2 separate regions of the Mus musculus genome follow, and region 2 is linked to region 1. Evidence: chromatin loops called from intact Hi-C (ENCODE). Cell type or tissue: left cerebral cortex. All regions are shown on one strand. Links, peaks and the distances in the headings refer to the core of each region. The heading gives the core; the rest is flanking DNA. Region 1 has its middle 4.7 kb from the start of Gm32422. Region 2 overlaps Atxn2 (ataxin 2).

Region 1 (5,376 bases), core at 144-5,143:
TCCAATATTTGGCTGCCCATTCTGATCCCTTCACGGGGCCACTTCCTCTTCCAGGAGGCAGATGACCACCCAGCCCTTCTTCTTAATGAGTTCACTTCCTTCCTTCCTTCCTTCCTTCCTTCCTTCCTTCCTTCCTTCCTTCCTCCCTCCCTCCCTCCCTCCCTCCCTCCCCCCCCCTCCTTCCCTCCTTCCTTCCTGTCCCGGGAGCATTTAGAATGCATCCTACTGTCCCAGGTACTCAGAAAATAAGTTTCTAGAAAAAGGGGGATGGGCCGGGCGTGGTGGCGCACGTCTTTAATCCCAGTACTCGGGAGGCAGAAGCAGGCAGATTTCTGAGTTCGAGGCCACCCTGGTCTACAAAGTGAGTTCCAGGACAGCCAGGGCTATACAGAGAAACCCTGTCTCAAAAAAACCGAAAAGAACAAAAATGGGGGGGGGGGGGATGGGAGGGCTGGAGAGGTGGCTCAGCCGTTAAGAGCACTGACTGCTCTTCCAGAGGTCCTGAGTTCAATTCCCAGCAACCACGTGGTGGCTCACAACCACCTATAATGGGATCTGATGCCCTCTTCAGGTATGTCTGAAGACAGCTACAGTGTACTCATATTCCTAAAATAAGTAAATAATTCTTTTTTTTTAGATTTATTTATTATTATATGTAAGTACACTGTAGCTGTCAGTGCTCTTAACTGCTGAGCCATCTCTCCAGCTCAGTAAATAATTCTTTAAAAAAAAAAAAAAAAAAGCACCTCTCCATGATGGGCCGATGAGATGGCTCCATAGGTGAAGACGCTTGCCCCTGAGACTCACTGCTTGAGTTGGCTCCCCAGGATCCATGAGGTGCAAGGAAAAAATCAGCTTCCCACAGTTGTCCTAGGAATTCCAGGTGTGTGTGTGTGTGTGTGTGTGTGTGTGTGTGTATTGTGGGAAACACAACAGAAAAGAAAGCATATTTTAAAACTCCACACGGATCGGGCCGGGGAGATGGTCGCTTGCCATGCAAGCATGCCGACCTGAGTTCAGAAGCAGAGTCCGCAGAACTAGCCAGGCACCCCGATTTACATCTGTGGTCCCAGCATTCAGGAGCTGGGGACAGAAGGAACCATGGGGCTGGCCAGCCACAAAGTCTTCCCTGGGAGCTGCCCCTTAACAAGGAACTGGTATGATTCTCCATCGCTCTCCACTGGCCTGGGACAGGAAAGACCAGAGCCCTCCACTTCAGGAGCCCTCTTCTGATGCACGCGGGGAGCCATCACAAAACAGACGTATAGGGACCTGAAGACCTCCTCCAGTGGTGGATTGGGATGTGCAAGTGTAAGCCAGATAAACCCTTTCCTCCTCAGCTCACTTCTGGTCCTGGGGTTGCATGGTAGCAGCGGTGGCCCTGACTAGGGCAGTGGGGTGCTGGTCTCTCCCTCATTTTACAGATGAGGGGATTGAGGCTTAGGGAAGTTGCAGACCTGCCCCTCCCCACCTCCCCTTCCTCCCCAAGGCTGCTTTCACCAGCCTGGAATTTAGAGTCACCAACTTCCAACTCAGACCTGCCTGCCATTTTGCCTCAATGATTCATGGTCTCCAGAGTGCTTTGTTCCTGCAACTCTGAGGGGGAGCCCAAGGCCCCATCCATACAAGGTGAGTGAGTGCTTTAGCACCCCCCCACCCCCCACCCCCCAGGCTTCAACTTGGGTGTGGTACCTCCACACAATGGAATGTTTCTCAGCTGTCAAAAGGATTGCAGCCAGCGCTACCCATTGCTTTACAGCATGGATGATCGCTTATGGGGAAGCAGATGAACGCAAGGGCCACGTGTGACTCTGCAACACCAGCCAGCCTTATCCGAGAGAGTAGAATGCCAGCTCCATCTGTCCTGGAATTCAGGCAAGGGAATGAGTATTGCTTACAAGTCACGACCACTTTCTGTCACAGAAAGCTACACCCCTCCCGGGAACTAGGGCTGTCTTTAGGCGGAGGTCACGTTTCAGGTGGTTTTGAAGGGTGCGTAGGAGTTGACCACACAGGAGGAAGGGAGAAGCAATGGGAGAATGAGATGAGTTCCTTAGCCAGGGCATGGCTGCTTGGCAAGTACTTGATGAGTCTGAGGTAATAGGGAGCTCTGGCTGGCACATAGATAGCCACCTGCCTCTGCCTCCTGAGTGCATTGATGTAAGCCTCCATGCCCAGCTTGGAGTTCTTTCTTATCCTGGCTTTACGATGAGGAAATGAAAGCTAGAAGATACTAAGTCGCTGGGGGCGTGGCTCAGAGGCCGACTGGGTTGCCAAGCCGGTGCGCCAAGCCCTGGGATCCCGTCCCCAATATCTTCCTCCTCCCCTCAGTCTTCCCTCCAAAGAAAGGGGGGTGAATGGGGAACCAGATAAATGATTGATTGTTTGTTTGTTTGTTTGTTTGTTTGTTTGGAAGAGCGCCTTCTGAGGGAGAGAACCCTCTTGAAACCCAGGTTTTCCACCTTTGGTGGCGCTGAAGCCGGAGGGGACCGGGTCTCTCAGGGCGGCAGGTTGCAGTTGCGCTGCCGCCCATGACCAGCAGAGGGCGCGCGAGCCTCGTGCCCGCTGCAGTCGTCAGGCACCCGCCCAGGAAGCGCGCGTGGATCCGGGAGAGGACCGGAGTCTCCGAGCTGCGGAGCAATTAGGGTCCTTTAATTACCGGGATTGGAAGTGGACGAGCCTCGAGGGGCCTCGGGGCACTGAGTCACTTCCCCAGAAACCAGATTCCCAGGGCCGGCGGAAGAGAGGGCGGCTGCACTTCCCTGCGCCGGGTGCTGCCCAGGACTGGGCTGAAGCCAAGACCAGGACCCACGGGGGTGGGGCATGGGCAGTGGGTGCAGGTTCCTGTTGGCCAGTCCACCGCTTTGCGGTCTTGGCGAGGGTTCCTGCGTCTCTGTGCCTCAGTTTCTTCCTCCATCAAGTGGAATAGAGCAGCCCCCTTCCCCTGCATACTGTTGGCCAAGCAAGTTGTGAGCCCGTGGAAAACCCTCCAAATTGTTTCTGCAGGACCCACGCGAGGTGGCCCACACATATAAACCCAGCACTCAGGCAGAAGGCTTCAAGTTCACAGCCATCCTGCGCTACTTAGTGAGTTCCAGGACAGCCTAGGTCAGCCTCAAAGCCAACACAAACACTTAATAATCATTAATTATTCTCCTATCGCTGTCCTTTATTTCCAGCGCTGGGTACAGTAGATGAGAGAGCCCCCGGGCAGAGTGACTGCTTCAGGCCCTCTGTATCTCTGTGACCTTGGCTCTGGGCCTGTTTCTTCATAAATGTAGGGCAAATAAACAAACAGCCCCTTCCTTCACAGCAGGCATGGCCTTGGCTGGGCGCACAGAGTCGCGGCATGACACCTGACTATACATGTACTGAGCAGGGACTTGTGGCAGACTTCACGTGGAAGGGCCACGGAGAGCACAGAAAAGGGAACCCTAGCCCCAGAGAGGAAGCAGCGGGGATAGATGAAGCCTGGCTCCTTAGCTCAGCAGATCAGATCCACAGGAGTCCTTCTTGGGAGTTCTGAGTACAGAAGCTCCAGCAGATGTGCGTAAGCTACGCCAAGGCCAAAGCTGCCCTCTGAGCCTCTTTCAGCCATTGCTGAATCCAAGTATGGGGAGCAGATTAGATAAACACCATAGAACCTTCTTAAGCTCTGTATTAGCTAGCAATTGCTGTGTAACAAACTGCCCCCTTCCCCGCACCCCCAACCCGGGGTCAGTCGTTTCATAGGCAACAGTCTCCTTCACTGTCACAAGGTCTTGGAAATTCAGATAAAGTTTTCCTGAATTGCGACTCAAGGTCATGAAGTAGGGTGGAGTCTCAAACGGAATCCAGGCTTGGCCGCTGGATGTTTCCTGTAACGCTAGCAGTTGGGGAGGCTGAGGCAGGAGGATCAGGAGTTTCCTTCCGGTCAGGGTCATGGCACCTGTGTGGAGGTCAGGGGACAACATATAAGAGTCGATTGTCCCTCCCCTTATGTGGGTCCCAGAGATGGAACTCAGGTCACCAGACTTGACACCAAGCACCCTCACCTGCTGAGTCATCTTACCAACCCAAAATAAAACAGAGAAATCTTATTTTTAAAGATTTTAATGTCATGGGTCTGAGTATTTGCATGTGTGTACCTGCAGAGGCCAGAAGAGGGCGTTGGATCACCTGGAAATGTAGTTACAGGTTGTAAGCAGCCATGTGGGTACTGGGAACCTAACCCAGGTCCTCTGCAAGAGCAGCCAGCACTCTTAACTACTGAGCCATCTCTCCATCCCCATAAAGATCTTCTTAATATTTTAAATTTATTTTTTTGAAAATTTCATACATATGTAATTTCTATTTTTTTCTCTTCATAAATACTTCTGTTTGAGACAGGTTTCTCTGTGTAGCTCTGGCTGTCCTGGAACTCACTTTGTAGACCAGGCTGGCCTCAAACTCAGAGATCTGCCCGCTTCTGCCTCCTGAGTGCTGGGATTAAAGGCATGTGCCACCACCACTACCAGGCCATAAATGCTAATTTTTAAAAAGGAGCTGGAAATCCAGCATGTGGCACATGCCTGTCATCCTAATATTTGGGGTGCTGAAGCAAGAGGGTTACCATGGGCTTGAGGACAACATGGGCCACACAACAAGACCCTTTGAAAACAAAAATCAAAAGTGGGGGCTATTGGGTCTGTCTTTGGTGGGAACTCTTAAGGTCTGGCTAACCCCTCCCAAGATGGCGTCCTTCCACATCTGCTCAGGCCTGGTGGCCTGTGGCCTCTTCATGAAGCAGTGGGAATGTCCATGCTGAAGAAGTCCTCCTGTGTCTGCCTGCCCACTGCTGGAATATTATAAGTGTGCCAGCATACCAGCTGTATATTTAATTTATTTTTCAGCACAAAGCCTCAACTATGTACTTCTGGCTGGCCTGGGACTCAGGGTGATCCTCCTGCCTCTGCCTCCAGAGTGCTGTCTTTACGCTTGTGAGCCATGGTGGCAGCTTGAGTTGCATGTTTTAATTAACATTAAGATTATACGTACAGGGTGGGTCTGGAGGCTCACACCTGTCAATGCTTAGCACCGGAAAGGCAGAGGCTGGAGAATCTCAAGTCGGAGGCCACCTGGGCAACAGAGCAAAGTTCTTGTCTCAAAAGCCCAGTAACAAAGCCAACTCTAATAGCACGAGCTGTTACCTTGGCTACTCAGAAGGCAGCGGCAGGAGGATGCTGAGTTGAATGCCTTCCTTGACCAAGTCTCAGGCTAGCTGGGCAAACCAATGAGACCATGCCTCAAAATAAAAAGTAAAGAGAGTTTTTTTTTTGTTTTTTTTTTTTTTTTTTTTTTTTTTTTTTGTTAAAAGTCCTGGGTTTAGCCGGGCATGGTGGCACACGCCTTTAATCC
Region 2 (5,376 bases), core at 141-5,140, 46 kb after region 1:
GGGAAAATGTCCGCAGCATCACATAGCAGCTCACTGCCACCTAGACTCAGTTCCAGCACAGCCAACACCTGATCTGAGGCCTTAGCTACACAGCAAGTCCGATGAGGCCAGCCTGGCTATAGGAGCATCTTCTCAGCAATAAAGAGCGGCCAGTGTGGTGGTGCACGCCTTTAACTCTAGGATTGCTGTTTGAGGTTAACCTGGTCTACATAGCCAGTTCCAGACCAGTGAGGGTTACACAGTGAGACTATGGCTGAAAACAATTCCAAATAAACCACAAACAAAAAAAAAATTCTGATAAAATTTCAATTTAGACTTCAGCTTGAAATTTCTAAAATTTATTTCTTTTGGCAAAAAATACCAAACAGAGGCTAGAGAGAATTATCAGTTAAGGCACTTGATGTTCTTACAGAGGATCAGAGTTCAGGTTCCCAGCATGTACAAGGCAGCTCACAGCTGTCTGTGATACCAGTCCCAGGGGTTCTGCTGCCTTTTTTTGGCTTCCGTGTGTCCATACAGTACAAGTACAAACACGCTAGCAAAATGTTCATATATAGAAAAAAAATACAGATATTTATATGTGTATGAGTGTTTTGCCTGCATGTATATTGATACATGTGTGTATGCCTGGTATGCATGGAGTCCAGAAGAGGGCACTGGATTCCCTGGGACTGGAGTTAGTTACAGATAAGTCGTGAGGCACCACGTGAGAGCTGGATATCAAGCCTGGGTCCTCTGCAAGAGCAGCATGCACTCTTAACCAATGATCCAATTCTCCAGCCTCAAAATGCATCTTTAAAAAGAAGGCCGAGTGTAGTGGGCACACCTTTAGTGCCAGCACTTGGGGGGGCAGGAAGATTTATAGGAATTCCACAAAAGTCTGGTCTATAAAGTAAGTTCCAAGCTAGTCAAGGCTACAAGGTAAGAGAGAGAGAGACTCTGTGTGGGGGTAGGGTAGGGTGGAGTGTGGGTGGTAAAGGTGTAGGTGACTGGGATGGGGATGGACATTTATTGGGTTGGCAAGATGGCTCATCAGGTAAAGGTATTTGTGGCCAAATCTGATGACCTGAGGTTGATCCTAGAACCCACCAGGAGGAACTCCTACAGTGTTCTTTTAACCTCCATGTATACTGAGTGCACACATGCACATACCCACACACCACATACAAAGTTTATTTATATTTTTTTCTCTCACATGATTACTATGTGATCACTTGAATACTCACGTTGGCCATCACAAGTGAACACATACCCTGTGAATTCAAGCTGAAGCCAACTATTCATTGCACACAGGTGCTAAACTCATGCAGCATGCAGACACAAGCAAACACAGGCAGGGTTATTCTCACCTTTACCTGCTCTATATGTCTTGGCTTGGTTCACAGGCATGGGCGTCATAGGTATTGGGTATAAAGGCTTGAGGGAATTGAAAACACATCATTAGATTCATATGGTAACAATATATTCATTCTATCACTGTCTTTTAATGTGATCTGGCCAGTGTTTTCTTGATTCCCTGTGAGCTATTCAAATTAATACCCACAACTAAAAGGAACAACTCTGGCCTATAGTAAATGTAAGTCATTTTTTTCTGAAAATTAATCCTAAAACTTAGATCCACATGCTAATGATACAATACACCACCCCTACCCACTGCCCACTCTTAACACTACTTGCTATCAGGTGTCCCACTTAGTGCCCACCTAGGACACTTGTGCTAAATGCAAGCTATGGTGTCCAGCAAATTGTAACCCATGGAACTTACTTGTACGCCCGGGCTCACTGGGACGGGATACATCATATTGGGTGCGAAGCACACAGGCTGAGTGTACACTGGAGCTGGCTGCTGATGACCCACCATAGATGGGCTGGGTTGTGCTTGAGGCCGAGGTGACGTTGGGGTAGTAGAAGGCTTTGGCTACAAAACAACAACAACAACAAAAACAGAATTCAACATCAACTCTGTCAAGATGAAAAGCATCTATGAAAACAATATTCAAAGCAGCTTCCCTGATTGTTCTGCCTATTTGTTTTTAACTAGCATTTTTTTATTCTAAAGATAAAGCAAAGCAAAACAAACAAACAAACAAACAGGCAAACAAAACATCCAGAGGCTAGCATGTAAGAAGTTGATTCAGTTTCCAGGGGTTAAAAAAGGGAAAACTTAGGCTGCAGACATTTCTCAGTGTTAGAGGGCTGGCATAAACACAGATTTGGTATCAACACTGTATCATATCTAATCAAGCTAAAATATTTATCAATGAAAAAAAGATATAAAAATTGTAATAATTTTACAAGGAACCAGAAAAGGTCTATCCATTTTTTTCTTTTCATTTTTGTGTTTTGGGGTGGGGATCTCACTATGTGGCCCAAACTGACCACAAAATCATGACCCTTTTGCCCCGGTCTCCTGTTTGCTAAGAATACAGGCATGTTCTCCTATGCCTTCCCGAGGAAATGGACTCTCTTGTGTAGTTAGTGAGTGGGCTTCTTTGGCCTGACAGCCTCAGTCGTTGTGAGCTTACACTGAGCTGTCCCTCACAGCGGCACAGCAGGACTGACAAGCTTGGGGACATCCCACAAGCCTGGAGGCCAGGCTGTCTCAGGGTCCTACAACTGGGCTCAGTCAGATGGGAGCTCAGGAGAAAGCCATGAAGAGCGCAGTGACGTCTCTTCAGACCAGCTGTAAAAGGCTAGCGCTTACCTGAGAGAAAGAACGAGGGTTGAACTCCTTTGCATTGGGATTCAATGTCGATTTCCTAACCTGCCTAAGAAAGAAAGAAAACAACAAGCAGGCCAGTGAAACATCATGGGGCTGCGGCTTTCTCAACTGCGCCACACTCGTCAGCTTTCAGAGGATTGCTGACATAGAGCAGATGTGAGTAACTCTCCATGTCTCAGTCTCCTTTACTGAAACACACACCTCTGCTGCTTAATCTGATGAAGAAACTAACCATACGAGAACAAATGAAAACCAAAGAAACCACATCCCTCAAAAGCAATCACCGAATATTTCAACTGGTAAGTCGCAGCCCCTTAAAAGGGTGCCTAATGAGGTTAAGTGACAGCTAAACAGCTGCCACTCCATAGGACTGGGTTTATTAATCCATCTATCTATAACTACAGTTTCAGGCATCTGACACCCTCTTTTGGCCTCTGAAGGTACAGCAAGTGTGTGGTGTACAGACAGACAGGCAGATAAAACACCAATGCTTAATGAGTTCACAGTAGTTCTAATTTTTTTTTTTTTTTAAAGATTAGGCCTTGCAATGGATCCAGGCTGGCCTCAAACTTAGGATCAACAGCCTCAGATGCCCAAGTGCTGTGTTAACAAAGCCCTTCCACCACCTGTAGCATACGCAGCAATTTTAAATGTGTCAAAATGTTTTAATCACATGCCTTGGGTTTACCATTGCTCTAGTAAAATTATTTTTCTGCAAATCAAGAATAAATAGTTCAAGTACAATTAGTTTTTTTTTTTGTTATCCAGAACACAAAAAGGGAGTGGTGATTATGTCTGAGGCTAACCCACTAGTTTATCTATTTAAGTGCTTTTAAATGCCAGATGCACAGAAATAAGGTTTATAAAGATGTGCTTATCAACTAAACATTTCCTCAACTGGGGCAGCAAATAGTCCTTGCAGACTGCAGGGTTAGGCAGAACCAGAACCCCGAGACAGGGCATTCAAATTTAAACTCTTATCTCCATAGAAGTAGCTTTTCTTACCCCCACAGCTGCAAACAAGTCAGAATGGGAAGAATGCTAAGAACCCAATGACTAGATTCAGCTCAGATTTCTAACCCCAGCTCTATGTAACAGTTACTATGGAACAGAAAACCCCTTAAAGCAGGTTACTCGGAGAGAGCATGTGCTGAGACCCAGGTTACTCACTCTGTTGTGTCTTTCTTCTCTTCTCTGTCATCCTTCTCTTGTTTGCAGGCTGGGCTGGAAGTCTGCACCCCTTGGGATGTGACCTCAGGCCCCCTCTTGTGCTCTGCATTACTAAGCATGGAAGGGGAGATGCTAGGGCTGTTGGTCTTGCTGCTGCCACTGGTACAGTTGCTGCTGCTGCTGCTGCTGTCAATGAAACTATCCTTAGCACTTGCTTCCGTTTTATCTTTAATCAAATCTCGTGACTTTTCTCCTTCTCTATTTTTGCTTAGTAGTTGATCCATAGATTCAGATGTAGAGCTTGGCTGTAACTAAATATAAGAAATAATTTCCCATTAAGTATAAGCCAAGTAGTATGTGATGGCAATGAAAATACTTTGAATAGGTTTTCTGTTTTCATTATTTTCAGAATATGGCCTTTTTGGTGGACTTGTCTGTTTGTTAAGACAGAACAGGGTCTCTGTGTGTAACCTGAGTGTAGCTGTACTGGAACTCTCTATGTAGACCAGGCTGGTCCTGAACTCACTGTGATCTGCCTTTCTCCGCCTCCTGAATGCTGGAAGGAACTAAAGGCCACCATGCCTGGCTCAGAATATGCATTTTTCAGGCACAAATAACAGAATGATACACAACACAATTTTAGGAACCAGTATCCAAGACTAGTTATTAGCCAGGCTGAACATGGTGGCACAAACCTTTATGTTCAGCACTCATGAAACAGAGGCACGTCTGAGAGTTAGAGACCACCTTAGTTTTTACATAGTGAGTTCCCAGAGAGCAAGCAGGGCTATGTAGAGAGACCATGTCTCAACCTCCCGCCCCTGTCGCCCAAGGCATAACAAAAAAGAATTAACTATTAGACTGATGGTGGCTCATGCCTGCAATTTCAGAATTGGAGAGGCAGAGGCAGTGGCTGACAGTGAACAAGATGCAACAGTTCCGACTGCCTAGACACAGGAAGGTGGGAAGCTACCATGTGGCGCAGAAAGAAAAAGCAGCCTCCATGAAGGAATAGCTCCTGAAGAGATCAACATCTAATCTAAACAAAAACTAATTTTAAAATCCCAACAGCATGAGAAAGGGGAAAGGGAGAGAACAGGAGATGGAATGTGCTCAGAGTGTATCATCGACATTTATATGAATGTGCTTATGAAACCTAGGACAATATACAATGACCATACGACAACTTCCTAAACTTAAAAATTAGGGCTGCAGTGATGGCTCAGTAGACATTTGCACGTTCTGTTTTTGCAGAGGACCCAGGTTCAGTTCCCAGCACTTGCATGGTCACAATCTCTAAAATTTTAGTTTCAAGGGATCTGGTGTCCTCTTTGGGCTCTGGGTACAGGCATAAATGTAGTGCACTTACATACATACTGTAGTGGCTATTCCTGGTTGTCAACTTGACTATATTTGGAATGAACTACAATCCAGAATTGGAAGGCTCACCAGTGACCCTTCTCTGGAGGCTGGGAGATAGAAGT

Evidence for each region. Peaks named below come from ENCODE experiments on the same cell type or tissue, not always from the same donor. Only the 100,000 strongest peaks of a DNase experiment are listed, where the experiment ranks them.
Region 2: it touches region 1 in a loop (2.3-fold over the local background); 16 of 42 quality-filtered maps call a loop at or near these places.

The regions. Positions count from the first base shown.
Region 1 is chr5:121,840,174-121,845,549 of GRCm38, reverse strand. No RefSeq gene overlaps it. Among named protein-coding and RNA genes, the nearest start is that of Gm32422, 4.7 kb to the right of the region's middle. In left cerebral cortex, for the core only: CTCF peaks have their summits at 2,543 (motif pointing right) and 4,116 (motif pointing right); DNase peaks (open chromatin) are centred at 1,953, 2,652 and 3,292; H3K4me3 peaks cover 708 bases; H3K27ac peaks cover 967 bases.
Region 2 is chr5:121,793,765-121,799,140 of GRCm38, reverse strand. It overlaps Atxn2 (ataxin 2), which reads right to left. Exons shown (of 25, transcript NM_009125.2): 15 at 3,893-4,203; 16 at 2,705-2,768; 17 at 1,766-1,918; 18 at 1,350-1,416. Among named protein-coding and RNA genes, the nearest start is that of Mir7031, 23 kb to the left of the region's middle. In left cerebral cortex, for the core only: a CTCF peak has its summit at 3,165 (motif pointing left); no DNase peak of the experiment used is centred there.